Regions from separate parts of the Mus musculus genome. Here all the other regions are linked to region 4. A link is a loop called in an ENCODE intact Hi-C map of the cell type or tissue named here. Cell type or tissue: left cerebral cortex. All regions are shown on one strand.

The links. Peaks named below come from ENCODE experiments on the same cell type or tissue, not always from the same donor. Only the 100,000 strongest peaks of a DNase experiment are listed, where the experiment ranks them.
Region 1: it touches region 4 in a loop (3-fold over the local background); 4 of 42 quality-filtered maps call a loop at or near these places.
Region 2: a loop joins it to region 4, with 3.0 times the contacts of the local background. A loop is called at or near these places in 2 of 42 quality-filtered maps.
Region 3: a loop joins it to region 4, with 2.6 times the contacts of the local background. A loop is called at or near these places in 4 of 42 quality-filtered maps.
Region 5: a loop joins it to region 4, with 2.6 times the contacts of the local background. A loop is called at or near these places in 2 of 42 quality-filtered maps.
Region 6: a loop joins it to region 4, with 5 times the contacts of the local background. A loop is called at or near these places in 3 of 42 quality-filtered maps.
Region 7: it touches region 4 in a loop (5-fold over the local background); 8 of 42 quality-filtered maps call a loop at or near these places.

What each region holds. Positions count from the first base shown.
Region 1 is chr1:41,152,473-41,156,472 of GRCm38, reverse strand. No RefSeq gene overlaps it. Among named protein-coding and RNA genes, the nearest start is that of 4930448I06Rik, 27 kb to the left of the region's middle. In left cerebral cortex, a CTCF peak has its summit at 3,746 (motif pointing left); DNase peaks (open chromatin) are centred at 2,055, 2,620, 3,059, 3,803 and 1 more place.
Region 2 is chr1:40,887,617-40,891,616 of GRCm38, reverse strand. No RefSeq gene overlaps it. Among named protein-coding and RNA genes, the nearest start is that of Tmem182, 84 kb to the right of the region's middle. In left cerebral cortex, a CTCF peak has its summit at 3,814 (motif pointing left); DNase peaks (open chromatin) are centred at 1,163, 1,251, 1,849 and 3,752.
Region 3 is chr1:41,808,878-41,812,877 of GRCm38, reverse strand. All of the region lies in intron 1 of Gm29260 (a long non-coding RNA gene), which reads right to left. Among named protein-coding and RNA genes, the nearest start is that of Gm29260, 68 kb to the right of the region's middle. In left cerebral cortex, a CTCF peak has its summit at 2,361; DNase peaks (open chromatin) are centred at 1,570, 2,347, 2,826, 2,916 and 1 more place; H3K4me3 peaks cover 913 bases; H3K27ac peaks cover 1,544 bases.
Region 4 is chr1:41,273,229-41,277,228 of GRCm38, reverse strand. No RefSeq gene overlaps it. Among named protein-coding and RNA genes, the nearest start is that of 4930448I06Rik, 94 kb to the right of the region's middle. RefSeq lists an enhancer at 1,183-2,753. In left cerebral cortex, a CTCF peak has its summit at 2,481; DNase peaks (open chromatin) are centred at 1,785, 2,219, 2,470, 3,888 and 2 more places.
Region 5 is chr1:41,885,921-41,889,920 of GRCm38, reverse strand. The region is part of intron 1 of Gm29260 (a long non-coding RNA gene); the gene reads right to left. Among named protein-coding and RNA genes, the nearest start is that of Gm29260, 140 kb to the right of the region's middle. In left cerebral cortex, no CTCF peak of the experiment used is centred here; DNase peaks (open chromatin) are centred at 777, 1,614 and 2,063; H3K27ac peaks cover 612 bases.
Region 6 is chr1:41,672,190-41,676,189 of GRCm38, reverse strand. No RefSeq gene overlaps it. Among named protein-coding and RNA genes, the nearest start is that of Gm29260, 69 kb to the left of the region's middle. In left cerebral cortex, no CTCF peak of the experiment used is centred here; DNase peaks (open chromatin) are centred at 1,329 and 1,770; H3K4me3 peaks cover 362 bases.
Region 7 is chr1:42,689,120-42,693,119 of GRCm38, reverse strand. The region is part of intron 1 of Pantr1 (POU domain, class 3, transcription factor 3 adjacent noncoding transcript 1); the gene reads left to right. All of the region lies in intron 1 of Gm46091 (predicted gene, 46091), which reads right to left. Among named protein-coding and RNA genes, the nearest start is that of Pantr1, 3.7 kb to the left of the region's middle. In left cerebral cortex, a CTCF peak has its summit at 1,700 (motif pointing right); DNase peaks (open chromatin) are centred at 1,724 and 2,835; H3K4me3 peaks cover 3,583 bases; H3K27ac peaks cover 3,782 bases.

The sequences.
Region 1 (4,000 bases), 120 kb after region 4:
TTAGATAAATGTCCTTCCATGGGATTCACATCTAGCAAATGGAGTCGTGCATGACAAATGACGTCCTGTTTTGATGCCACGTTTGTTCTGTCAGTGGGGGGAGGAGTCTCTCAAGGTAGCCCATTTCCTTTTCTGTTCTCTTCAGTGTTTGTTTTTCTCTTCTATTTGGTTTGCCCTACGTTCCCAGACATTTGAAAGAAAACATCCAGGAAGCACACACTCCTTTGGGCAAGACCAGGGAGTCTAAAAGTGAAAGTGGAAACATTTTTGAGTCCCAACTTCAAAGTTACTAAGGATGAAATGGGGGGTATGGTGGTTAGAAGGTCACACAGGTTTGTCAGAAACACAGGTGGCAGACTGGGGGTCTCCTCCGCCTGGTGTGGGAAAGAAGAATTGAAGGGGAACCTAACCTCTGTTCCCTTGCTCATCTGTGCCCACAAGTCTCATAGCAATCGCCTCCTCTGCATGACAAGCAAGAGCAAGTTGAGCCCCAATAATTGCTTAGTCTAAGGCTCCGTGTAACGTGTTTCCCTTCCTATCTCACCCACCAAGAGAATCTTTTTATTCTTCTACTGTGAATTTTCTTAAGCCAAGTCTTAAGATTTAGTATGTGCTGAGGCAAGCCCTCGACCTTTCTACACAAACTGTAACTGATTATGAAGATTTTAAACTTCCACGGGATCAAAGAGCTGGGGTCTCGCTAAGAAAGGGATGGGGGCTGGCAGAGATTGTACTTTCTGGTTCTTACTAAGTCCTGATTTGAAGTTTTTCATCTATATGAATTTCTCTAATATTCAGTTTGAGTAAAACAATACTTTTATGTTTAGATTATGCCTGGTTCAAAGATACCTATTTCCCTTGGGAAAAGTTTATGCTGATTGCAGGAGTTTCTTCAGACATAATCCCATGCACACAAGTGATTGTGTATGATATTTATATGAATATTGCTTGAAACTATTTATTAGCCAATATATAGTGTTATTCTAAAGATATTTTGATTTTTAAAATCCTTTGTACTTCTACAAAGGAATAATACAGACTGAATTTTAAAAAAACAAAAAACAAAAAAAACTTTCCCAATAGCATCCTTATGTACATGTACTGACTGTACTAAAAACAGATTTAAAGTATACATCGTATGTTTACTTTAGGGAAGACTAATGATATGTTAAAATGCTATTTTTAATTTTTTAAAAAAATCCTATTATGTGAAAAGATAAACTGAGAAAATTCCGTTTATCTCTTGGGAAAAGGTGGCACTACCATCAGGTATTTTAAAGGGTAATTTCCATGTCCAAATTAGCTAAGAAAAATCTTTTCTTAAATAAATAAATAAATAAATAAATAAATAAATAAATAAAGTTATGCTATATTGGAAGCAAATCTCTTTGGACATGGGTCCCTTAACAAACGGGGTGTATTCTTGGGAATGTGCCAATGGCCCCTCTTTGTCTTTGAGCATCATACACTTACAAACTACAATTAATCTGTGAGATAACCTTAATGGGATCTTTGGGGTATGAGCTTGTCTCTCATTCAAGGAAATGTTGTCCTGTGGCACATGAATGAAATATGATTATGAAGTGTGTGTTGGCAGGGGATTGCCAGGCTGTGCAACCTGATCTCTTCACTCATTACTGTGTGTTCCTGGGCAAGTCCTGTGACTTTTTCTCACTGAGCTTCTAGTGTATAACTAAACTAGGGATAATAGTAACACAAAAACCCCTTGGTCTTTTTAGCACTTACTGCTTACAGGCAGGGAAAACAAGCCAAGTAGTTTAGAGAAAGCCACATCTTACAAAGGTACGTTTAATTTTTTTTTCCCTACGCCTGAAGGATTGTATATTTCTATAACTTTAGTGTTTCCTGGAATATTCCATTTGCTGAATAGAAGAGTCATGCAGACAGTAGTCCTGCAGCATTAATGCTGCTGTTTTGAGTCAGACCAGTGCAGACCAGAAGATTCCCAAAGGTCTAGCAGAGGCTGCCGAACTCTGTGCTTTCTACAGTTCTATTGGGGTGTTTCAGGCAGACCAGACACTGTCAGTGCAAGCTTAGACTGCCATGAAGCAAGCATTTTAAAGAGCACATGGCTGAGCCTGAAAAATGCAACTTCCTCTTTCCGTGGTGTTCTCTGCACTTGAATAATCCAGTCCTTAGTGCCGATGCAGATTGAAAAAGGAATTCAAATTTCCTTAACATTAACTTCTAGCAGCCAAAGATCAGTGTTAGGCTGGAAATTGTGTCTTACACATAAACTCCCGTGTTCCCACTGGCAATGAGTGGCCCCTAAAAATGTTAACTGTTTGTCCTAACTAATTAATTTATATGGCCATTAAATTGTAAACATTTTGATATTCAAGCATAAGATACCTTCCTGATTTTTTTAAAAATATCTTTTGGCAACTTAGATGATTCAGCCATCCTGACACCCTGATTAACTTTTGGTATAATGATGGCTTACTGCAAAACTTTATTTTATTTATTTATTTATTTATTTATTTATTTATTTATTTATTTATTTATTTGACTTTGCTGTATCTCACAGAGGGGGCGTTGGACTTCCATGACTGTAGCGAGGCAGTGATAGCATTGTTCTTGGAACTTTCCCAGCCGTGAGTGGAGAGTTGCTTTCCTCCATGAGAAAATCAAGTCTTTAAATGGGATCCGGGCAGGTGGAATAGCCCCTCTGTGGAGTAGGGTTACATGGGCGACTTAGATGAAATCTGCGAGGTATTCTTCCTCTGAAAGAAGCGAAGAGAATGGGGGAGCGAGAAAATGTGGATGAATGATTAAATGAACTTCAAGGGCATTTTCATCTGGGAGACAAGTGTGAAAGGAAGAATAATAAATGGCTCCCTGCCTTCCCAGAAAACGGTTGGTACTCATTGTCTGTTCTGGAAGGCATCGGGTAGCTCATGCCATCCACCAATGGGCATAGAAAAGTTTACATAAAAGAAAAGGGGTCAACTAAGTAGAGAAGGGAGGCTTAGCCAAAACAAACTGAAATGCTTCATTTCACTAAGGTTTGATTAATGGGATATTAGACACCTAAGACTGTTGAGACAAGAGCTAACTAGCCTTTAGCAAACTGTGCCGTGAATCACACTTCACACATTGAGATGTGATGTAATGAGATTCTCAGAAAGTACCTCAGTTAGAAACAACCCCTCACATTCGAACACGCACTTTCCAGCTCTTGCCAGTGGCTGGCACATTGTCACTAATAAAGCTGAAAAGAAAACTCTGTGCTTGGAAACTCTTCCTTCTCCCTCCTCTTTTCTCTGCTCGTCTCTTCTCTTCTCTTCTCTTCTCTTCTCTTCTCTTCTCTTCTCTTCTCTTCTCTCTCTCTCTCTCTCTCTCTCTCTCTCTCTCTCTCTCGCTAGGAACCACCAGCTGGTGTGAGAATAAAGGACAATATGTGTATTGGCAGTAGACAGTTCATAACCAGGATATACTGATTCTCTCAGCCTTAACAATCTAAAGTTTTGACGTAGAAATTATTCACATAAAACCACTTATGGTTCTCATTGAGGTCCATTTGATGTGGTTATGTGATGACTTTTAAAAGAAAACTCTGTATGTCCCTCCTCCTAAAAGATTAGCATGAATGTGAGGTTATCAGGGTTCATAATTGATCAATCTCCAGCACTGTAAATTTTTTGTTAAGGATTTTCCAGACATCCCTGGGCCATCTTAGCCAAGAGAGTAGTGAGTAAACCTACATCTCCACCTAGTGGTGCCTGAGAACATTTAATTACTTCTACAGTGAAAAAGATTTAGTCTTTCTTGGCAGCCAGCATGAAAGCCCTGGGTTGCTGTGCTGTGGGAGCACAATATTTAAAGATAACATTTTAATCCTAGAATATTCTTATTCTAGTTACACCACCTCCATTTTTCTACTCCTCCGCCCTAAAAGCTGACATTATTAGATTGCAAAGTAGCCCCAAAAATTCCTCCCACTCCATTTTTCTATCTTGCACTGTGCTCAAAGACTTTG
Region 2 (4,000 bases), 390 kb after region 4:
CCTAAATTCCAAAGGCTGGCCTTGAATTCACTCTCTAACCAGAAGACCTTGAATTGGCAAGCCTTCTGCTCCTCCTCCTGGGTACCTAGCATCCCAGACCTGTACCAACAGGCTTAGCATAATCATTTTGTAGTAGTATTTTATTGACAATGGATTTTTTTTCATACAATATATTCCAATTATATTTTCTGTCCCTACCTTCTGCCAGTTGCTCCCCACCAACCCTTCCGTCTGAGCCCATACCCTTTTCCTCTCATTTCTTAAAACATCTCTTTCTCTCCTGCTATTTCTTCTTAACTTTAACCCACACAGAGGACACCCAAGCCTATAGACTGCAGAGCGTGTAGAGTACTGACTGAGCTATTGAACAGTTAAGGACAGGTTTAGGATTCATCTTTGTCCTGCCTGTTCATTCCACATTTCCAGGTTGCTTTCTTAGATGGGGTTATTTTGTTTTTAGTAAGGCATTCCGAAATTAATTTTAGATGTCAGCAATTCAGCTGGAGGCCGTGACTCTCACCGGGGCCCCTGAAATCACCAAGGTTTTCCATGAGCACAGCCATCTGCAGACCCGACTGCAAGTTCAAGTCACTAGTGGAACTTTTAGAAATTCACCCGTGCCCTTAGCCCATCCTGAAGAAATTGATTTAGCCTGTGGGAAGAAGGTTTCCCAGTATTAGCTATTTCAGAATCCCTGAAGTGGTATTCTAATGCGTGGCCGGGGACCACAAACACTTTGAGGAGAACTCTGGCTCACCATGTGTCTGAATTTTGCTCCTTGACCTCCTAAGCCTCAGGGCAAGCAAGAGCTGCTTCAGAAGTCGTTGCCTTTCAAAGGCAATTTAAAAAGACAGCCGCGGTGCTCACCACCTCACCACAATCAGAGAGAAAGAGAGTAAAATTACATTCTGGAAGCCAAAGTCAAAGGACAAATCCAAGTCTATTTAAAGGTACTCTCAAATGGCTCCCGCAACAGATACGGGGACTTCGGGTTACAGAGAAAATGATTTGCAGCCTTCCTGTAGAATTTGGATCGCCTCCTTCTTCCCCATCCCCAGCTGTAGTCAGAGCAAACGGCTGTCTGCAATAACCAGAGCCCAAAGAGAGCTGTGTGGTGTTCTCTGAGGTGCATGGCAGCAGGGAATGCTGAGCGCATGCTCAGGTCCTGAACTCCCAGGCTGGATGCCCTCTGGGAGACTTGAGCCAGCTCTGAGAATGGCACAAAGGAACAAGGGCTCCTGAGCCAGCCCCCAAGCGCTGCCTCCCAGCCTCCAGCTTGCTCCTGCAGTTGGCATGTGCGGGAGTTTCTGGTGTTTGAGTCGCTCTCACCTTCTATTCCCTTAGTGAAAATCCCATTATCTCCAACAGCTGTGTGTCAAGAAAAGACATGAATTCTGTGCCACAACAAAAGGATCTGATGCGTGTTTCTCCGGGTAGCCTTAGGCTAAAAAACATTTTATCTCACTTTCTTCATTTATAATACAAAGACTTAACTTCCTACTGAAAGGGATGGATGTCTACTTCAGGATGGGAAAAGTGTGAAGATTGCCTCGAACCTCCTCCCCGAACATAGCAAGGTTAATAATTACATGTACATGTAATATAGGAAATGTAATCAACCAGACGCCCCCCCCCCCGCAAGTCGTGCAAACCTGCCGTTAAAATATTACTCGAAATTGACCATTTCAAGATAAACAGATAAAGGGATAGGCAAAGAGGCAGGTCACATGCCTACCGCGTAAAGCTTGAAATTGATTTCGGAAGCATCCGAGCTCGCTACGAAAGAACCTCGCTGTTTAATTAGGATGGCTTGGATCCAGAGTCTATATTTAGGGGAAACTGGAAATTACAGTGTAGAAGCAAGAATCACCCAGCAAGAGTCTAAATTAAGGGAGAGAGGACCCAGTGAAAGAAGCGCCACAGTTTTCCTCAGCAAACTATGAGACGTCTTTTGTGTTTCACCAAACACAAACTGAATAATCCCTTAGGTCTCTCTCTACCTTTTCCTCTAACGAATGTGCTCTGACTAAAATCCTATGAATATTAACTTTTCAGTTCACCTTCATCCGAGTTGCACATGGTTCTCCTCCATACCTGAGCTCTACTGGAGTATAGGCGGATTTGGCACCCGACCCGCAACACATCAGAAGACTCTCATTAAGATTCCAAATGTATAGAAACATATTTTATACCATTAATATTTTGGCTTCTTTTTGTAAGTGGTTGGCAGAAGATCCATGGCACCATATCATTAATTTCTTAAATATTCCTGTTTTCTTCTCATCATTGATGTATCATCAAATAAATTAGTTCAGACCCAAAATGTGACAGAGAGAAACATATGATTGATTTTTTTTTTTTAACTTTCAGGAGGTGTTTTGAATGATTTTATACAACTTATTCTGGCTTACCATCCTAAAATTTTATAGAGGAGTATGTGGATATTGATGACCAAAAGTATATTATTATTATTATTATTATTATTATATTAATAATTATTAGTTTTACATCTTCCCACTGACCTGGCTCTGAACTGAAAGATGACTGTCAGTAAGTTCACTAAACACAGTTTCAACCATCTAAATACCATATTCTAAGCTGTTAAGAATATAAGTCACCAGCAAAGGGACCTTGTCAGGGAAGACACTGTAAGGAACAACACCATCCGGTTAGGAAGTCGTCCAGAGGGCTCAGAGCTTTGAAAGTGGAGTTTGAACTTCATTCAAATGACAGTTACTTTCCTGGGCTGAAGGTTTAATTTTCAATTACAAGAGGGAGAATATGGGCCAAGTGCGCCAGTAGTTCTTACATAATTTAGCTAACAAATACATCGAAGATACCAAGTTTGGAGCTTATGGATTAGTGCCCCTCCCCACCGCATACAAACACCTCTGCTGTGCTCCGTGCTTCCCATGCAGTCTCTCTGGCCTCTAGTGCAGTCTACAGCCTGGGCTTTAAAAAGATCTGAAAGTCACATGTTCCTGGGTGGGAGGACCCAGCTGACCTGATCAGTTTTTTGCTGGCACATTCTAACACCCAAAAGACAGGAACCCTGACCGGGTCATTCAGTCTTTGACACAAGGCCTAGTGCTTATTGTGTGCCTTCTACTGGCAGATAAACCTAAGTAAGATTTGGTGACTTGGTGCCAGAGCCCCCACCAGATCTGTACGCACTTCCTGTACAATGTAGGTACCTGCAGCAGGTTTTCCTTCCTTTACAGCCATTTTGGGAACATGAAGCCAACTGGTCCAGGCATCGTCTAATATTCACAAAAACTTTTTTAAAAAATCAAATCAAATAAAGAACGTACGCTGTTTTGTGCCTTAGAAGTATTTTAAAAGACAAGGTCATAGTTCATGTTTAGTGGGGACAAGCAGGGCAGCGACGAGCATGTGTGTGTTGCTGTCCTTATGAAGTTCTGTACGATTGTCTGCTGCCTGAACGAAACCTTAGTGATCGTTTCGATACAAACTGAAAACCCCAAGTCTTATATAAAAACAAAACAAAACAATAACAAGAAAGTCAGCTCTCTGGTATTTTTAAACCAATTAGTCAGAAAGGTGGGAGGCGAATTTCACAGGGGAAGTGAACTAGGAGCCGCGCACACTACTCGTTCATCTTCTATGCCCACGTGAATAGAGCAAAGCCTTGGAGAAGGACCCTGCGCAGCCCGATCCACAGGCTGGCTGGAAGCCCGTTCTTTTGCATGTGTGGTACCTCTAAGTTTGGCAGGCTGAGCGCTTCATGGGAAAGAAAGGCAAGGTCGTTCCTAACACAGACTCCAGAGAAGAAGATGTGCCCAGCACCGCCACCAGGTGGTCATTCCTGGAAGAGATTTCCCAAGTACAAAGCAGAAACCTGCGAGGTTACCTGACTAAGAATCAGCTCCCTGGCCTGCTTTAAAGCATTCTAGAAGGGGTGGGGTAAAGAGGTGAAAAGAGACTGGGATGCCGATCCTCTAACAACCAGACATTCTCTAAATATATTTCCACCTGGATA
Region 3 (4,000 bases), 540 kb before region 4:
CACACTCACACACACACACTCTCTCTCACACACACACACACACACACTCACACACACACACACACACACACACACACAGCAGTAGCCAAGGACAAGACCTCGCCGTCTCACACTGAATGATTGCCTTCACCTGCTTTTATGTCCCGTCACTTATTTTATGAAGGCTTAACTAGAAGACCTCTCCCTATTCAAGAAGAAAGAATATTTTTCTACCAAGGATCTTACAAGCTCAAAGGCCATTTAACTTAGCTTAGCCATCTGGTTTATTTTGCATTAAAGGAACTTCTCATTTAATTTACCAGTCTATAATAGGTAACTTTTTCAATATGGAGCTAAAGGTCACTATTATATGTAAGGAAAATTAAGCCGACGTTCTCAGTTGCCTTACAGTTCTCTTAGTTCAACTATGCCAATAAATGAACATGTACAACAAGCCGAAGGGCTTTTTATTACAAATTTAATTCATTTCTCTAGACAACTGTGAAATTTGCCATTGACATCAGTCATTACCCCAAGGCGAACTAAAAGATGATCTCAGTTAATAAATGGTCCTTAACAAGGAACGCTCCCATCTCCTGTGATATTGGCACAGGCACATTTTATTAATGCAGGGCTTGCTTCCTGCCAGAACACCAGCATTCACGACTATTTGGTGTGCATGTTTCCTCTTCCTGCTCCTGATATTAATAATTATACAACAGGATAATTAGCAACACAAAGAGACAGTACTATGAGCTTGAAGCTAGATTTTCAGCGCGTTAACCTTCTGGGAAATAAAGAACAGAAGCATAGAGTCGAGCCAAATAACCAATGCAGGTTGATTTCACAGTGTGTAAAAGGCTAATTATCTGTGAAAAGTCTGACCTCAAGTAACAGAATTACAGAAATGTTCATGCATTTTTATTTTAAATAAAACTCAAAGACATTACTTCAGCATCCTAAGGAAATCTGCATAGTCAAGGCACGAGGGAAGACATTTGAAACTTAAACAAAAATAAACTCTGTAGGGTGTGATAGTGTCTGGACATAAATGTTACTGATAGATCCAGGCACCTGAGATTACAGGAAAAAAAAACCAAACAAAAAAAAAAAAAAAAAAAAAAAACCTCATGCATCTTTTCCTACTCTCAGCACACAGCCATCATGATGGGGGGTGGGAACCTCAGTATGCGACAGAAGTAGGTTAAGTGTATTTTGTTTACTGAAGACAGGCTACCATAAAAAAGAGAAAATATTACTACTTCTTTACAGGTACCATATGTAATTCATTCTGATATAGGAATATTTATCCACTAGCAGTAATAACAAACTACAATTTTTGTCATGAAAAAAATAAATTGTATTTGCAAAAAGCAAACACATTACAGACTGTGTAAAAACGCAACATTCCCATTTTCTAGTCAGAGTTCCAATTTATTGAAGTAACAGAGCAGAAAATGCACTGACAGCTGTTACATTTTATTGCGAATTAGTATATAGGTTTTATATCCAGTGAGCAAACGCATGATACATTGTATTCCAGTAATTGCCAGTGGCTTTCAAAATGGAAACAGGATGATCTCAGTGCAATTATGCTCAGGAGAGCACACAGAACAGTCCCCAGCTCCACACTGCAATACTTTAACAATACTAACATTAAGTATATTTATTTCCTTTTAGTTTCCCCAAAATTAAAGATCAAAGAGGTCAAGCTGGATTCAAAAGCATCAGAGGTATTTTTCAACTGCTATATGTGACCCCCCTCATCCCACAGTACAATTTTTTTGATTTAAGTCCATGTAGTAGGATATTGTAGTTCAGGATTCCAGGAAGGTCAAACACCTCCTCCCTCCTCCCATCTCCTCTCTCTGGGTATATTGTATCATTATTTTACTTCTGGGATGTTTCCTCTGTTTCTCTCTTGGCCCCAGAATGTAAGGGGTTAAGAGACGTGAACAGGGTTAAGTTTTGGCATGCTTTAGGAAATGAGCTGTATGCCCCTGGACTCCTCTTTACTCAAAACAGACAGATCGTTTTAGACTCCTTTCCTGTTCTCCCCCAGTAGCTGTTCTTTCTCGCACATGACCATTAGCTACAGTCCTGGGGAAAGAGCCATTTGTTTTCATAAGTGTTAACTCGGATTTCATGGCTCGCCTTACTAATTCTTAGGACTACAGAATTACAGGTACATGCGCTGCAACCTTCTAACCACTCTTCCAGTCAGTTCTCATTTATATGAAGCAAAATTTTGCATATCCTAAGAAGTCTATTTTCCCCTGTTTTTGCAAACCTTTATAACCCACTTCAATTGCTTGGCACCTCCTCCTCTGACGCCTTCCCCACCATCCATCTCTGCTGGAGCCTTCAATAAATCCGGCTGTCTCCTCCCCTCTAGTGGTTGCCAGCCAGCCTTGCAACAGAGAAGCTGGGACTGCAGAGCTCATACATAGAGGGACACTTGTGCTCTTTTTTTTTTTTTTTTTTTTTTTTTTTTTTTTTTTGATTGAGAGAAAAGTGGGGTGGGGTGTGGGGTGGGGATAAACCCAGCAGTCTATCACCGCAGAAATAAAATTTAGCAAGCATTTAAAAGGATATTCTAGCAATGTCTACGGCTTCATCAACACCAACCTGCTGACATAGATTCGCGATCCCAGTCTGTTATTAGTGATTGAATTAATATCGTGTCACAACTTGTATCTGGTTTAATAAAAGAAACCCACGAATACAAGAAAATTGTGAAAAGCACTTAATAGGACTTTCCCCAGCCAAGGCTGGAAGGGAAATTCCATGCAGCTAGAACAACAAAGATCAAGGGCCATGCTCCTTACACCTGGCAAGGTTGTCCCAGGGCAGCTCAGGAGTCCCTTCATAGAACTCAAAGCGTGAATGCAGCATGGCCCCTGTAGAAGCCGTCATCAAAAGCAACAATAGCTACAACAGAAAACTAATGATGTTTGTCACCCTCGTGTCAGAACTGGTGGTGTAACAATAAAGAAGCCGGTGGTGCCCTTTGCCACTACAGTAGCCACTTTAAAAAATAAAATAAAACAAAAGTGATAGCTCAGCTTTCCTCGCCTCTCTCAGCTGGTTTTAACCACATAGAAATGCGCAAAGTTATCCACAAGGAAGCGACTCTGCTTAATCTTAATAAGAGATCCAAAATACTGGCCCTTCTTGCTTGCCTGCTAAAGTATTGATATCATGGATTTGTGAGTTTTAGTATTTCTAAATAAAGTATCAATTTTTTTCTCTCTACAGACACAATATACAGATAAAGTTTATTATCCCAGGTAGATTTTCTTTCACTTAATTGAAAATGAAATATTAATATATAGTTCTGCTCAAATTTAATCATGCTAAATTTAGTGAGGTTTCCTCACATGGTGTGAAAAATGACTAATGTAGAGTATATCCTAACTACAACTACTAGGGTCTAGTGACCAACATTCCCTACTGAATTCTTTGGTAAAAATAGGATCCAAAGACACACACGGCCTATTCTTAACAATTGTTAAGTGCGTTCCCCTAATACATGCCCCCCCCCCCCACAGAACAAAACAAAAAAATACCTGTTTTTGTTTAGTGTAATGACTAAGGAAATAAACTTTTCGGGGAGATTAAGTATTGATCTGAAGAAAATAAAGTGATTATTTTTAAACATTTAAGAAAGTTCAAAAAATTAAAGTTGATATTAATATTGAATATCATTACATTTTCAGTAGCATAACAAATGTGTACAGATACAGTGTAGAGGTAAGTCTGAGTTCTCCTTTAGATCCCACTATGGACTCTGTCCAAATGTCTGCAGGCAGCTGGCTAGGGAAAATGAAGTATGCTTATCTCCCGCTTCACTGAAAGGGGTCCTGCAGGGCCTGATAGGATCTCAGCGGAGACTGAAGTGAGCTGCTTCCTTGGAGACTGCATTAGAGCTGAGCGAATGTGTAGAACTGGAGCTTGGGGGAAATAAAATAAATCAGATATGGAAAGACGTACATGATCTGTCACAATAGACTTCTAAAAC
Region 4 (4,000 bases):
AACACCTGATGTAGGCTACGAGATAATATTTAATTTCTATTTTACAAGAAGCCTTTGATCAGAAAAAATCAGAACTTCTCTATTAATCTCTTTGAACTACATAGAGAGAGAGCAATGGTCCAGCTGATTTTTATTATTTTGGGACAAAGCATTAAGGGATACAGACAGCATGCATTTTTAAGAGTTCTCTCAGAATGATTTCTGAAAACTCGTTACATGAATTTTCCATGATTGTGCTTCTGATCGGGGATGGGAAGAACAGTCAATATTCACATAAGAGAAAAAGAGAGAAAAAAAAAAAACACCAGAAAAAAATTGCAGAGAAACCCTAAAGAGGTCTGAAATTGATTCAACATCCCAATACATATGATATCACCAAGGAGTTGCATAGAAAATGAGACAGCATGTAGCCTAAGGAGGAGGAGGTGGATATCTTCCACTTAAAGAACCCAACATTGTTGCAAATTGGGTTGGAATTCCCTGCTAAGTGCAACTTGCTTTTGGAGACCTGTGAGATCCGGACACTTGGACACTTGGCTTCCCTAGGAGCCAGGATCAACGCCCTCTGTCTGTCACTTTCTCTCTCGGTTGAAACCTTTGCTTCCCTTTCCATGAAACCATTATTTGACCTTACCAATGTGGCTATGGGAAGGAGTCCTTTTCTCAAATAGGAACTCTCACTAACAGAATCTCACTGAGTGCCTTGAATCCGCGTCAAAACACAGCCACCTGGCACTAACTCAAACTGAATGAGGGATGAGGACCCAACCTTGGTTTTTATTTTAATCAAAGACACCTGGTTCGGGAGGGTTATCATTTTTCCCCCAAATGATTCCGATATTTTTTTTCTCTCTGTCACATTTTTGATAAAGGACATTAGTTTCCTGCAAAATGCACTGTTTTCCTTTGTGCCCCCCCCCAACCCAGAAAGAGAAAAAAAAGAGAAAAAAAAGAAAGAAGAAAAAGAAAAGAAACAGTATGTATGCATGTGAGGGCTACAGCTTAAGTAATTCATTCACAGAGTATACAAACATTTATTGGTACAAAACCTGCAACATGAGGGTTGGTTTCTTTTCTTTTCTTTTTTTTTTTTTCTTTCTTTCTTTTTTTTTTTTTTTTTTTTTTTTTTTTTTTTTTTTTTTGTTAAAATTTAGCAGTGTTTTCTCAAATCTTCAAAGCTTGCCTTGATGGTGTGCTGGAGTAATTGAACCACTCCGGCTTTTTACATAGGGACATCTTATCTCTCTTTCATTTCCCAGGCTGTGGCTTCTTTTCCATTCCCATGAAATCCATGTACACACTTTAGAAGCCCTCCTGAACAAGCTTGCTTCTAAGTTTCACAGAGCCCTTAGCACGATTTGAATACGAAAGAGATACTGAATAAAAAGCTTTAATCTCTTGTCTGCGCTCCTGCTTTCTCGCCTCCCTTCATCTCCTCCTCTTCCAAGGGCTTTTCTATGTGAGTAAACTGAACATTTTTCTGTTTAAAGTGAAGTGTAACGTTGAAGAAGATGCCTTCTGGAGGTTGGGATGGGGGGGGGGGTGCCTCTCCTGCAAATCTCTTCTGTCAGATTGGAGCTGCACTTGTGAGCCAGCCACGGTGCCTTCTGTTAAAGCTTTACAGGTACAAGATTAGCAAAGAGCTCTCAGTGAACAAAAATCACTCAATCCGCAGAATATACAGGGAGGTATCAGATGTGCCCTCCACCTCAAATGCTGTGGGGCTCTCTCCTCTGATACCTCTTCCCCTCGGTGAGTTGGAACTGCTTGAAAGGATTTTCTGTTCTCTGGTCTCTTGTCAATTTGAATGCCAGGAAATGAGCCCCCTTTGTAAGATTAATTAATAGCAGGAGCGGATCGGCCGAGCCCAATCGCCACTCAACGGAGCTGTAATTGCTACTTTGTGGAAAGGAAAGGGAAAAAAAAGTTTGGGTTGCCGTTTAAGAAGAGGGTTTAAGGAAAGTTCTTTGAACTAGAGGTCTCAGTGCACTGGATTAAGGCAAGAAGCAAGGAGGCCTTTGAAGTTTGCTAAGAGGTTTTGAAGGGGGGAAAAGTTGGGTGGCAAAGGAGAGCTGGCAACATCAAACGCTCACTCTGCTGGCTCCTCACCTGCTTGCTAGCCAGAGGGACCTGCTGCAGCACTGCCTGGCCGGCTGCGGACCAAGGCAAGGATGCTTGACTGGGGGGCAGCTTGGGTCCCTTGCTCGGGACAGGAGCTCAACTGCTTGACTGTTCTTGACAGTACACTCACTAGGAAGAAGCAGACAGGAGGCAAAGGATAGCCAACTCTGATTCCTCCGGCTTTTCAATACCACTCTCCGTCCTAGGATCTTCAAAGCCACTTACAAAACTTCCTCTGCTTATCACTTAGCAATAAGGTATTGATAAGAAAGTCTGGAGTTCCTGCAAGGCGCGGATCTGCCCCCTGTCTGGAAATAGGAATTAGCTTATGCCATGCATTCATTCGCAGCAGGGACAATGTCGCCCCCAAGGGGGTGAAACTAATTCTTGGGTGGGTAGGCTGGGGATAGTAAAACACAGTCTTAGATATTGTGACCATGGTGATTCCCAGAGGAATAAATACCACACAGCCACATCAACAGATAGACTAGAGTAGGAATAATGGAAACCCAAAGAATACTGCCAGTTTCCTTAAGAGTTTCAATTAAAATAAAACATACTGAAGATCACCCATGAAGGCAGAGTCTGTAATAAAATGTAGCATGACTTTCACTTCACATGGGCCATGAGCTGGCCATAGGTTAACTCAGTACATGTACCTCATATTTGATTACATATATATATATTTTTTCTGGAGATTTTCATTGAGATCCCTGGTAGACTTTAATTCTCATCTCTACAAATTATCTATATACTCAGATTTTAAGACTGCTTTTGTCTTGGAAAAAAAACCCATCAGATTCATTTGTTTGGATATATTTGGCTACCTTATGAAATATTTTATGCTTTAAATTCAGAACTTCCAAAATAACCTACAAGATTAAAATGGCTGCTGGTAGAGTGCTTGCCTAGCATATGTGCGGCCTTGCATTCCATCTTCAATCCTGCAATTAAAATAAATAAACTAAACATATATAATATATAAATTAAAAGATATAAAATATAATGTGACCTGAAAGATTTGTTATATTAGCGCAGTTTATCCTACCCATTCAAACTCTGTTGTTTAACTTGTCTTATTTATTACCTTAAGTTTTCATTTCAAGCAAAAATTTAGGAGTTTTGTTTGTTTTGGTTTGTTTGATACCATCAAAGTAATCCAGCAAACAACAAACTAAGCAAGCTTCGGGGTTACTCTGGTGTTTATTAGCTAATTGGGTGGTTTTAAACATTTTATTAATTTAAATTCAAGGATTTGGCTTTCATTTTTAAGACTTCACTACCAAGTGAAGTTGCAATTCAACAAAACGTGTACATTTTTGGTGGCATACTTCAATAGTGAGAAAATACTGAGTTTTTGTTTGGAATACATAATAATGCTGACTTGTCCTCCATTATAGTAATAAGGAGTACTTAAAAGATGGAGAATCAATCCAGCTGGGGGTGAATAAGCAGGATCCTTTAATCCATGTCTGGAGCACGCTTGCCAGTTAGAGATTTTAGTTCTCTCCTGGATGCGAGAAACTTCGGGGATGCTCACCCTTAAACTTTTCCCACCCAGCAATATGTGGCACAGTAGAAGGAAGCCTTCTCTCTCCCAGTGAATTCAGTCCACTGTACTCTGGAACAGCACAGGGGCCCAATAGAGTATCCTTCTCAGCAAAAGAGACCTGTGACATTTCCAGACTCCCCTCTTCATTGACTCTATCCCCACATCAGACTGTGACAGCAGCATGGCCTAGCCCAGCTCTCAGCCCACAGCGAGCAATCAATAAACAGTGTTGACTGAACTATGACTGGAACACCCACCACTCCAGGCCTGGACTCAGAAGCCCTCATTCACGTAACCATCTGGGGGGACCTGCCATTTTGAAAGTTT
Region 5 (4,000 bases), 610 kb before region 4:
GTGACTGCTGTAGAGTGTGACTCTCAGAAAACACGGGGAAAGGGCAGAGATTCAGAACTGCTTGCTAAATGGCTTCATACGGCTCAGGGTTACAGGATATTAATTGAAACTCCCTACTTTTAAGTCAGCTCAGAGATCAGACAAAAAAGCACTCTCTCATTAAGGAGAGACATTTCTGTCCCACTACAAATAAGGGCTCTTCTATCATACTCAGGCTAAATACTATTGTACACTTGATATTTAATTACTGTTTGTACTTGAATTTAAAGCATTAAAATACGTATTTTTTTTTAAAAATGCCTTTAAAATCATTATGAGAAAAATGTATCACTACTATCACGTTAAGTTGTGCACAGGCATCTAATAAATATATGGAATGACTAATCATTGTGATTAAGGACAATAAAGTCAGGGAATAAGGGTGAGCTTTGGCTTAGAAACTAAACACTCACATTTCATCGTAATGGTAAGGATCTCTGGAGAGGCCTGTTAAGGAGCAGGGCAAAGGGAGCAGTTACTCACTGAAAACGCTTTTGGCCACTCTTGACCTTTGAGTTTCCAACTTAAAGGACACATAAACAACACCATTCTCCAGCAAGTTGCCTCGATAACCTGCTGGAAATGGGACAGAATATCCTGCAGCCATTTGACATGCACAATTTAGCAATTATGTGGTTGGGGGGGGGGGGGGTGATGTTGTTAAGCCACTGGGGACTGCTGGTGTTTACAGCCTTTGGAGATTTATAGAAAAACCCAAAGTCTAACTGGGCACAATCCGCACCACAGTAGCACAGTGTGAGTGGACAGTCGACAGGAAAAGCAGTCTTGGACCATTTCACGTACTTACGTCAATCTAAACCCAACAGAAGGAAGCAAGGGAGAGCTCAAGGTCCTGAGATGCAGCTATCCATTCCTGTATTTAAATGATGGATGTCTAAATATCACAGGAAAAGTACTAAATTACAAATTTAAAAAATAACTTTCTCTCCAGGTGAAGAAATATTAATGCTTATTTTGCTTTCCAGCTAAAAGAAGTTGTCATTTTTCTCCTAGCTTTGAGACCATTACAATTTTTATTTATTTATTTTTTTATTTTCCAGGATGTGCAGAAGTTACTGGCAAGTTGAATAGAGCCATTGCTTTAAATATTTCAGTCTAATTCAGGATTCCTGATTTGTTTCCTCTGTGAATAATTTAAAACTCTTTTCTTTTGTTTAGTTTCCATGATAGGAAAAATATGGTATTTACATTTTGCCTTTAAAAAGACAAATAGATTAAAAGTAGGGATATTTTTCCTCATCATAAAGTAAGATCATGTTCAAACTTTTATATCTTTTACATGCAAGCACAGCCTAGCACTCTCAGCACTCCGTTCAATGGAAGCAGATTCCACAGTCCTTTGGCCTCATCAATCAGGGACAATTGCAGCAAGCATGACTGGGCCCCCTCACCCTAACCCCTTCCCTGCTGCTTGGGCACTGCCTGCCAAATGTTGCAGGAAGTGACTGGAATATGCACAGCACTCCAGCCACACCCTCAGGGTGCTTGGGGGTCACTGCCATCCCCACCGAGAACCCAGAGCAGCTGTTCTCTAAGCCAGGAGTCTGAAGCTCAGTCAGTTTACAGAGATCCTTTCTCCTAGGGATCTTAGCTCCTGCCAGCTCAACACATGCCATGAAACCAGCACCCCACACCCACCTCTCCTCCCAGTGTCTCGTCCAGGACGTTGAAGTTGAAATGCAAAGCCTAGATTTCAGCTTTGTTTTATTAAAGCAAAGAAGCCAAGCAAGTAAAAAAAAAAAGAATTTTCTGGATTAGATAACGAGTTAATTATCTCAGGAAGGGCACACAGACATGAAAGGAAGGGGCCATAGTGACAGAAGTAGGAGACGAGGAAAGATTGGTTGGCACAGAAATTGGCTCTTGGTGCTCCAAGGACCTCGGAGTAGACTCCCGCTTCCGATGGAGCCTTCATGCAAGTGTGATTTTCAGCATATGGAATGCAGAAGGATAGGACTCCCCAAACTAAGTCACACAAAATTGATATTCACCCGTCGGGACTTAGGAACTTTTGGGGACCTACCTGGCAAAGAAATGCATGTGAACATGTTCCACAATGCAGCAGTGCCGTGTTGGCTCTTGGGTTCTGCCTACTGTGCTTGTCTTGAGCAGATGTACTTTGTACCTTGCAGTCCCTGCACAGAAATATTGGCGGAAACTCTCCTGCTTTAAAGGGACTAAGCCTGAGGATTTTCCATGTGCTGAGCAGCTGAACAAGAGTGTGCACGTTGTGCACGATTACCGAGTTCCTGCATCGCAGGAAGCAACACCAGTGATGCCTTTGGTGGTATTTCATAAAGAAAATTGGGAGAGGAAAAACTGGTTTACTTCATGTTAATATTAAAGAAAACCATTGGGTTGTATTTATTATCTTGTTTTCTTAAATATGTCAGACAGTCAGACTGCTCTCCAAAGGATGACACATACAAAGGAGCTATCGCCTGGTATCTGCTGATCTCCACGGATCCTGGCAAGTACCAATCATGACTACTAGTCCTAATCTGGAAACTTCTTAGTTAGAATCCTGGGTTGGGATCTCTAAATTTTGTGTGAATGGTGACCCTGTCAGGACCTGCCATGCCTTCTGATGGGATAGAAGACAACTCCATGTATAGTGTCAGTGCCAACTGACAATGTAAGAGAAAGCAAATCGGGTGCTTCTCTTGACTCCTGACATCATCGGTCAGGCGGTCTCTATAGTTTCCTTATGTCTTTACTGAGGTTCCCAAGTACTGCTTGCTGCCTCTACAGGCCCCACCCACCCAAGGAACATTGTGCTTATTCTTTGCTTCCTTCCCCACCCCCCCCCCCATCTCTGGGAGCCTTTCTACATCTGAAGTGTTCCTTCGCTCCTGCACCCTCCCTCTGTCTTCCACTGACTAGAATGTAGGTTCTCTGAGGCAAAGGAATTGTTATTGTTGCTGTTGTTGCTGTTGTTGTTGTTGCTGCTGCTGCTGCTGCTGTTATTGTTGTTGTTGGTGGTGGTGGCAGTGGTGGTGTTCATTACCCTATTCCACTCTACAGTCTAACCTACACTCTCACCATGACTCTTTAAATATGTATTAAGTGGAAGAATAAATGAATGTATTAATAAATGAATGAAAATGGGAGATTCTACCTAAATATATGTTGGGATCCTGAGAACCTGAAGCCTTCTTTCCTTCTTTCCTTTCTTTCTTTCTTTCTTTCTTTCTTTCTTTCTTTCTTTCTTTCTTTCTTTCTTTCTTTCTTTCTTTCTTTGTTTTTCTTTTTCAGTGCATTTATCTGAAATAATATTTTTTCAAATCTTTTGTTCCAAATAGAATATTTTTTTCCAAATACATATTTCTTTCAGTGAATTTTCTATGCTTCAAGTGATGTTAAGTATAGCGTGGAAGTGAGTGTTTTGGTCATACGGGTAAAGGCTTTGCTTATTGAAGTTTGTCAGTACGGTATGAAAGGCCCACTGTGCTCTGTTCCCAGCCAGGGGAATGGATGACATTGTAGGGCCCAGCAAGATGGCTGCAGACCCAAGCTGTGACAGCCCAAGTGGTCAGGCCTACAAGCTATGTGTGAATGGCTGCCTGTCATCTTGCACATTTAGGAAGAACAGTGGGGCTTTGATCTCCTCCTTTATAAACCCTGAGCATAGACTTGTTCTCCATTCTAGCCCTAGAGCTGCTGTTAGGAAGGTCTGGCCCCATCACCTTACTCTCTGAACTAAACAGTGTCTCTTTCCACCCTGTAGTGACAAGTCACTACCATCCAGAGATATTTTTGAACTTATGAATGGGAACCGGTGCTGGGATAGAAAAATGAGAACAGGGCAGCCGCTAGGGTGCTCAGTTCCATGCCTTCTCCCATAGTTGTTTTTTTTTTTTAATTGTTTTACTTTTTGCTCTTTTCCCTCCTTTCAGAAAAGCACTTACAGATTTATTAAATCAGGACAAGAAACAGGATG
Region 6 (4,000 bases), 400 kb before region 4:
ATGTAAAATTAATGCTTGAATTAAACATCTCTACATCTTATCTGAGCTATTAGAGAAACCTGACAAAGTTAAGAGCTGTTGAGTAGGAAATTTTATCTTTTCTGATTCTCTCAGGGTTGACAAGCCCTGGTGATCTGAGGTGCTGTTATCTTAACCTAGAATAAAAGTCCCCAGAAAACCTGTAAACGTGAGCATACTGTGTGCATCTCTGACATACTGTGTGCATCTCTGAACCCGTGGAAACCCAAGAGCTGGTTTAGAATCAAAAGATCATTTTTAGGAAGATTCCATCTTCTGATAAAATACTTAACATTTGTCCAGCTTTTTCATCTCCCCTATAGAGAAATATGTGTTTGTTACACCAAAGAGGTGGGTAAATCCCTGCGAACTCCCTGTCATCGCTCCAGCAGTCTGTGAAGCAAAAGAACCAAGATCTCCCTGTAGCAAAATTTGAAGATGTAATTCTTTGGTGTCAGGACGCCTCTCAAAAAGGGAAAGGAGAGAAAGCACAGCCTGCCACCACGGTGTCCCCCTCCCGTTACTCAGGATTGCTCTAGCTTGGCCACACCACTGTCTTCGAATGGCTTGCCTGTGAAGGTGGCAAGTGCCTTAGCAATAGATAAGGCTTAATGGGGATGTCACAGCCCTGCCACTGCTGAGCTGCTCTGAAAGCATGGGAGATTTTTAACATAATAATTATAGCATAATCATTTAAACATAATAATTATAACATCTTTTGTGTAAGGTCTTTCTTCCATGGAGGCTTGCCAGCATTCATCACCATCAAAAGTATTTATTTAGCACCCGAATGTGTATAGTTCTGCTGAGTGCTAGCATTTTCTTCGCTAATTTTTATAACATCTTAAATGGGTAAAGAAAAGCTGGAGGAGGAGAATTAGGAAAGAAAAGGTTAAAGAAAAGCCTTGGCTATTTTAAACCTCCTTCTAACAACTTCTGAGGAGAGAGGTGTGGAGGGACCCCGGAACCACAGAAAACTCTTTCCTATGAGAGTTATGGAAACAAAAAGACTTACTACTTAGGAATCTAAGTTTTTCCTGGAAAAGCATTAAGTAATTAATTTTTAAGAAACTTAAATGTGTTTAACATTTCCTACTTACAAATATATGAAAGAATGAGCACTTGAACTAAACATCTCTATATTCAAACGAAACTTTTAGAAGAATCTGACAAAGCGGAAGCTCTCCTGCTTGATGTTATTAAATGTTGTCTAATTTCTTCAGGGTTGGCAACGCCGTGCCAACCCCAGAGATGCTTTGGGATCTAAATGAGTTTTGTGTGAAACACTTGAATATTTTCTGTGCATACTTACATGAAAAACACACGCAGCCAATTCAAGGCAAGTAGGTTGTGGGATTATATAGATCTAGAATTATTTCCACGATTATTTTCACACCACAGCTTACACATATGTTGAAAAGTCTATTGTAGGATATACAGTATTTTGAAAATCCCAGAAGGACTGGAAAATAAAGTGTAGATATTTTGCAAAATACTTAACCAAATGGTTCACACAAATATAGAAGCAAACTGCACGCTTGGAGATTCCCTTTTAGACCCTCTTCACTCAGCTTTAACATATGTGTCCTACTTTTTTAAAATACCGAAAATATTTGCAAGTATGTTTATTGAAATGTTTCTAAATTCTTTGCAGTAGTCACCCCATTTACATCCATACATAATTCCCACTCCTTTTTGTGTGCATGGCGAGTGTGGGGTGGAAAAACTCAGATAATTATATCTTTACGAGTTTGTAACATTTTAAATTTCCAAAGGAAAATTAGACCCATAATTTTTTTTCAGATGTGCAGCTGAGAAATACTTTTTTAAATCGCTAATTTCACTGCAGATTAACACATTCAGTTCTGCCAAAAATCTGCCTGCTCCCATCCTTCCTCAGCTGAGCCAGCCACTCTCTCCCCTGACACACTCCGCTCTGATGTCTTGTAAGAGGGAAAACAAAAACCAAAACCAAAACAATAAAAAACAAAACCTTTTATTCCAAGGAAGAGAAGAGATGGGAAGTTGATCGTTTTTTAAGCTTTCGAAATTTGCTTTTCTTAAATAGCAGAAGAAACAAATGAAAATTAATTAAAGAATCATTTAATTGAGTAATAAATGATAATGCATTTCTATTACATATGTTCCCAGCCCAACAAATTCACTGTGTAAAACGCGGGTTTTGTTCAGAGTGGTATTCTTTTTACTGCTAAATGCATCCCCCTCCATTTCAAATCAGGAAATATGATTTACAAAAAAATTACAATTAACATTTTAGATCTTCATTATTTGTAAAGTAACATGAAAACAGCAACCAAAAGAAACAAAATAGTACTATAATATAAAATAATCAACATTTAAAAAGTTACTTTTTCCATTGAAATGTAAAATGTGGAAACTAAGTATATTACACATTGTACCAGTGTCTGATATAAATTGTATGTTTATGGGAGTATACAGTCTATAGTATAGTTTTGATATTAGCATGGCTTCTATTATGTTACATACAAGTATACAAATTTTATACAACATATGTTTATATATATATATATATATATATATATATATATATATATATGCATGTATATAATGTATATATAAACACAGATAAATAGATTACATATATAAGCATTGTGTAGCGTCTGTGTGTGTTTGTATGTTTGTATGGTGTGGTGTGTGGGTGTGCATGTGTGTTTGTGGGGTGTGGTGTGTGTATGCGTTACTTGGGCTTTCTCCATGGCAGAGGTGGCTGTAGTTCCTGCATTGTGAAGGAGAATTATGGCAGGGCATTGAAGCAATTGTTTGTGATATGCATTTCTCCTTGAGTTTTAAATAATTCCTGAGTGACTCAAATGAATCTTGAAATTTTCTGTATGCTGTAGAATTCTTTTGAATGATGGGCATATTGTCCTTGATGATGTTGCTTTAGGAATCAGGCTTTTAGAAAAGCAGCATCATTGATGCATTTGTCAGTAAATTGTGGTTTTAATCATATTCTCAGAAAAATTACTATTGAATACCTCCAGAATTTGTATGGCATAGAACACATGATGTTTGACTTTATTAGCATATAAACTTTGAACCTGATAATCAAGGATCCTGCCCATATCCCTTGGGCATTTTAACTAAGTTACAAACTCCTGTCTGCAAAAGCAATACTGTAGAACTCCCTGCTGCTTGTAACCCTCATCTGGATCCAACATTGCAAAAGACCATTAAAGAACAAAACTTTAATTCCTTTCTTTTCTTTTCCTTTTTGCCTCTGGATTCAAAAGCAGAAACCTTGGTTGGATACATCTTAGAGTTACAATCAATTGAAAACCACCTTTTCCCCCTTTATAGTATATAAAAATGTTTTATATCAGAAGAAAGTGTCAAGTATTATGTTGAAGCAAAATTCAAAATTATATATCTAATATGCTTGGTAACAATGCATATGAAACATAATTGTTTGCTTCTTGTGGAAAAAGTGTCTGTGATCTGAAAACCTCATAAAGCAACCCTGATCCACTGTGGTTACTTCAGTGAGGAGAGAAATGTGTCCTTGCATAAGAGATATCCCATACTTAAAATATATATATAATTCTCAACCATTTAAATATTAGATTTTAAAGCTGTGGGCATAGCTCAGTGAATAGAAGGCTTGTGTGCCATACATAAGGCCCTGGGTCTCATCCCTAATACCACACGTACCAGGTATTTTCAAACCTGCTTGTAATCCAGGTGCCTGGATGTCAGAGGAGCAAATGACTTTGATCCGTCACTGGTTCCCTGTCTGATGAAAGTCATTTTTTTCATCTCTTCAGGAAAAACAGCATCATTAAAAGGATGTTTTCATCACTACTGGCAATAATGATACTTTAGAAATACCGTTGAGAAAGAATCCTGCTTGAAGCTGATGCAGTCTTTGAATGTTTCTTCGGGAGGCCATTGCTTCTGAAACATGGTGCCTTGTAGTCTCATGAATCGTTCAAAGTGGGTT
Region 7 (4,000 bases), 1.4 Mb before region 4:
TAAAGAGAAGGCTAAGGATAACTCGGCTCTGGAGAGTAGAGAATATGCCTTCTCTTCTGCCCCTCCAGGAACCTTACTTTTTTTTTTTTAAACAAAAAACAAAAACAAAAAACAAAAACCAAAAACCAAAAACCAACCACCACCTTTTATTTAAAAGTCTAACCTTGGGAATTTGCTGGGTAAGTGTTTTTTTTGTTGTTGTTGTTGTTTTGTTTGTTTGGTTTTTCTTGCTCTGCTTCCTCTTTTTCCTTCCTTTCTGGTGTATTGTTTATTTGTGTTCTTGAAGGTTTGGAAGCTTTATTTTCATTGCTTGGGAGGAGCGGGGAAGGGAAAGTGTGTGGAAGGGAGTTAGTAAGACAGGTCTGACGTTGCTAAAATAATACATAAAAAGGTGGACTGATTCCAATGGCCCTCACAGCAAGAGCTTTACCCTTCTGAGAGAGAGAGAGAGAGAGAGAGAGAGAGAGAGAGAGAGAGAGAGAGAGAGAGCTATTAATTTTAGTTGTTGATCATGAGAGGGGTAAACCCTAGAAATGAGTTGTTTACTAAACATAAATATTTCTTATTTGGAATTTTCCCCAGAGAATCAGGGCTGAAGAGGGAGATGCCTGGCCTGTCTTGGTGGGGGTGTCTGAATTGTGAGTCTGCCCAGATTAGGACAGGGAGCTGTAGGATCCAGTGAAGAGGGGAGGGGGCTGGCAACCAGAGGGCAGAGGGCTAGAGATGAGGAAGAAGTGAGGGAGAAGAGGCAGGAAGTCAATGTCCCCCTAGTTAAAGCTGCAAGTGGGGAGCAGGCGGTGTGTGCTGGCTCAGTAGTGAAAACCCATCAGAAAGAAGGTGATCAATCAAAACTAACCAGGATATCCTGGGTCTCCACTCCCCAAGGACAATGGAGCTTCAGTATAGAGAACCAGATTTTCCATGTTTTCTATTTTTGACAGTCAGATCTATCCCTCCTTATCACTATCTCCCGGTTTTATAAAATTCAAGGATATACTTACTTAAATAAATATGGCCGAAAGAAATAGCGATGCTAAGTCCAGGCCAGTGTGATTATGTTACTTTAGTGAAATGGTCTGGGGATGATTTTTTAAATGCTTCTTGGATTTGTTCTTTTGAAGAAAGCCACATTGGGAGGGGAGTATCAAATGTCTGAAATTATAGTGCACTTTTGTATACAGAACACCTTGCAATTTTGAATTGGTAATTTATTTGGAAACAGTTGATGCTAAATCAATGCAGTGGTTTGTAATGAGGGAGGAAGAGGTGTCAGTTGAGGAGGGGCTCAGCATCGCCAGGTTCCCTCCCCTTGTTTACAGCCTTGCCTCTGACTGGGGTTAACTCCGTGTGCTCCATTGGACCAGATGCCATATAGAGCTGCTCCCTGAAGATCATTTGTTTCCTTGATGGGGAACATTTCTGAGCAGAGCATATTGGTTGCCATAGAGAAAGAAATAAAAGGAAGAACACTAGTCACATTAAGCTATATGTTTGTGCACTGGGCTTTAGATAAAAGGACCTTGATTCAGCCAAAGAGGAGAAGCCAAACTAGAGATTTCTAGGACTACTAAAACTAGCTTTATTTTGTTTTGGACTTTTACAGTTGAAACATATAAGCTAATTTTATTGGTTGTTGTTAATTTTATATGACACGGTTTACTGAACAAAATAAACTTTGCTTAGCAGTACACTATTGACTAGTCGGCAGGGGGCGCACTGACTCGACTTAGCAGTAGCTGAGGAAAATGTAGCCAGTTCAAAAGCAAATCAGTCTTTCCAAATTTGCCAGAAGAACAAACACCCTTACCTTTCCTGTGCATGTTCAAGGGAAGAAAGGAAATGATTGGGCAACACAGAGTTTTAAAATACCAGGACAGTGGTCTCTCCCACACTAGCCATGTCTGTAAAAGACCCAGGAAGCCAGAGGATATTGAAACTATTTCCCCATTTCTCTCTGGAAAGCGTGGTTAGGGCTGTTTATAAAATAAAATGGGCTGGGAGAGAGAGAGAGAGAGAGAGAGAGAGAGAGAGAGAGAGAGAGAGAGAGAGAGAGAGAGAGAGAGAGAGAGAGAGAACCGTTATGGTTACAATATAGGTTACTTAAGAAACTATCTTTCAGGCTGATGATGGTGATTGTTTTTTTGGAATTGAACTAGAAAGCAAAATGAATTCTGAGGTAGTATATGGTATATGTAAAAATGATGGTCCTTTCAGCAGGGCATAATCTCACAACTGGGTATAATTTAGGGTCTTGAGCATATAGCAGGTGCCTGGGATCTTTCAGTCCATTTGATACCTAGTAGCTACTTTCATTCTTACTGTTTTCAAAGGGTTTAATAGTTACCCTTGAAGGGCTCTGTAGAGAAAAGAAAATACAAGCTAGACAGAGGATAGAGGTAACCGTGGACTTGAACCTTTTTAAGGACAGATAAAGAGGAATTTTAGTGGAACATAAAGTTTCTGCCCCTAAGATTTTTTTTCCTTTTGTGTATGTGTGCTGCCAATGAAAACCCTGACAAAGAACGAAAAAGTTTTGTAGCAAACTAGGAGGCTACCTAAAACAGTGAAGAGCAAATCCCCTTGGTTTTGAGGATTTAGTCAGTTTGTCTTACACAATTTTCCCAAGAAGATTTAGAGAGTTACTAAGAAAGCCAAGGCTGGAGTGACTAGGGTGTGAAGCTGGCTTCCACAGTGCAGCTGAAGGCACCTGTGAATAAAGGAGTCACAAAGCCTGACCTTTCTGATAGCTCTGCTGCTCCTCTAGGGGTGGGGGTTGTTGCCACTGGCTTCTTTTCAACACTGCTCCAAGCCAACCAGGCTTCAGCCTTAAGTTTTTCTGTGAAACTAATTTTAGCAGGTCGGGGTTGGATTGAAGTGGGATGTGAATTCATCTAGGTTTGAAAGATTATAGGAATCCTGTAAGCAAGAGACACTTGCTCAAATACACGTATACCATATGATTTCACACTGGACCTTACACATTTGGCGTCAGAAGATGCAGTGTTAGGTTTGTGCTAATAAACTCAAGTGGAGAATTGAGGAAGGTTTCATGCGAACCAAACCACTGCCTTCCTCCTCAGCTCTGCATTGCAGACAAAAGATTTCCAGGAGAAGTCCACAGAGTGGGACAAACCCCAAGCTTAGCTTGCTCTGCATGCTCAGGGCTGTTCAGAGCATTCAGAACGTATTAGTAGGGAGGGGACACTTTGTTTTTTTTATTCATCCATATCGCAAAACATTGGTGAAGGTCTCCGTGTTCTTCATACAGCATGTTCTCCTGTGTTATAGTTTCTTGGAGCTGTGGTTGTCTAAGCAGCTGTCTGTTCTCTCTCTCTCTCTCTCTCTCTCTCTCTCTCTCTCTCTCTCTCTCTCTCTGAAAAATATACTCAGAAGAACAAGGAAGTGGTGGGAACCCCCGTGGTCCACTTTCAGCAAAAGAAACAGAAGAATAAGAATTTGGGGCAAAGCAACAAGTTAATTTGAGGTGACCTGCTGGTTTACAGGGGCCATGTTAGAATTCTGCAATGACTTAGGGGATAATCAAGGATCAATGAAGATCCAAAGTTGTGGGCAAAAGCTACAGACTTGTTGAGAATACTGCAGTTGCTTTTGCCAAATGAGAGAACGTAGAAAATTACCTGAGCCAGAGGTGCCTAACATGAAGTGGGTACCTCCTCATTTGCTTCCATTTGACAATGACAAGGCAGTCCAACAAAGTACAACACAAAAGCAGCTTCTCTTAGCCTTTACACATTAAAATAGATGTTTGGCTTACCCAAATGTATGGCTTATACAAATGGGGAGGGATCTGCAACACTGGCTTTTGGTTAGAAAAGAGGCTTTATCTGGTGAACAGTGGACTAGTCACTTCTTGGTATTGCTAAGGTTTTGGAGTATGCACCCCTCCCCCACTTTCTATCTCTTTAATATCTGGTTTATATATTCTGAAGGAAGGGAGAAAGCACTTAGGTTTCTTCAGAACGGGCTGAAGGAGTAATCA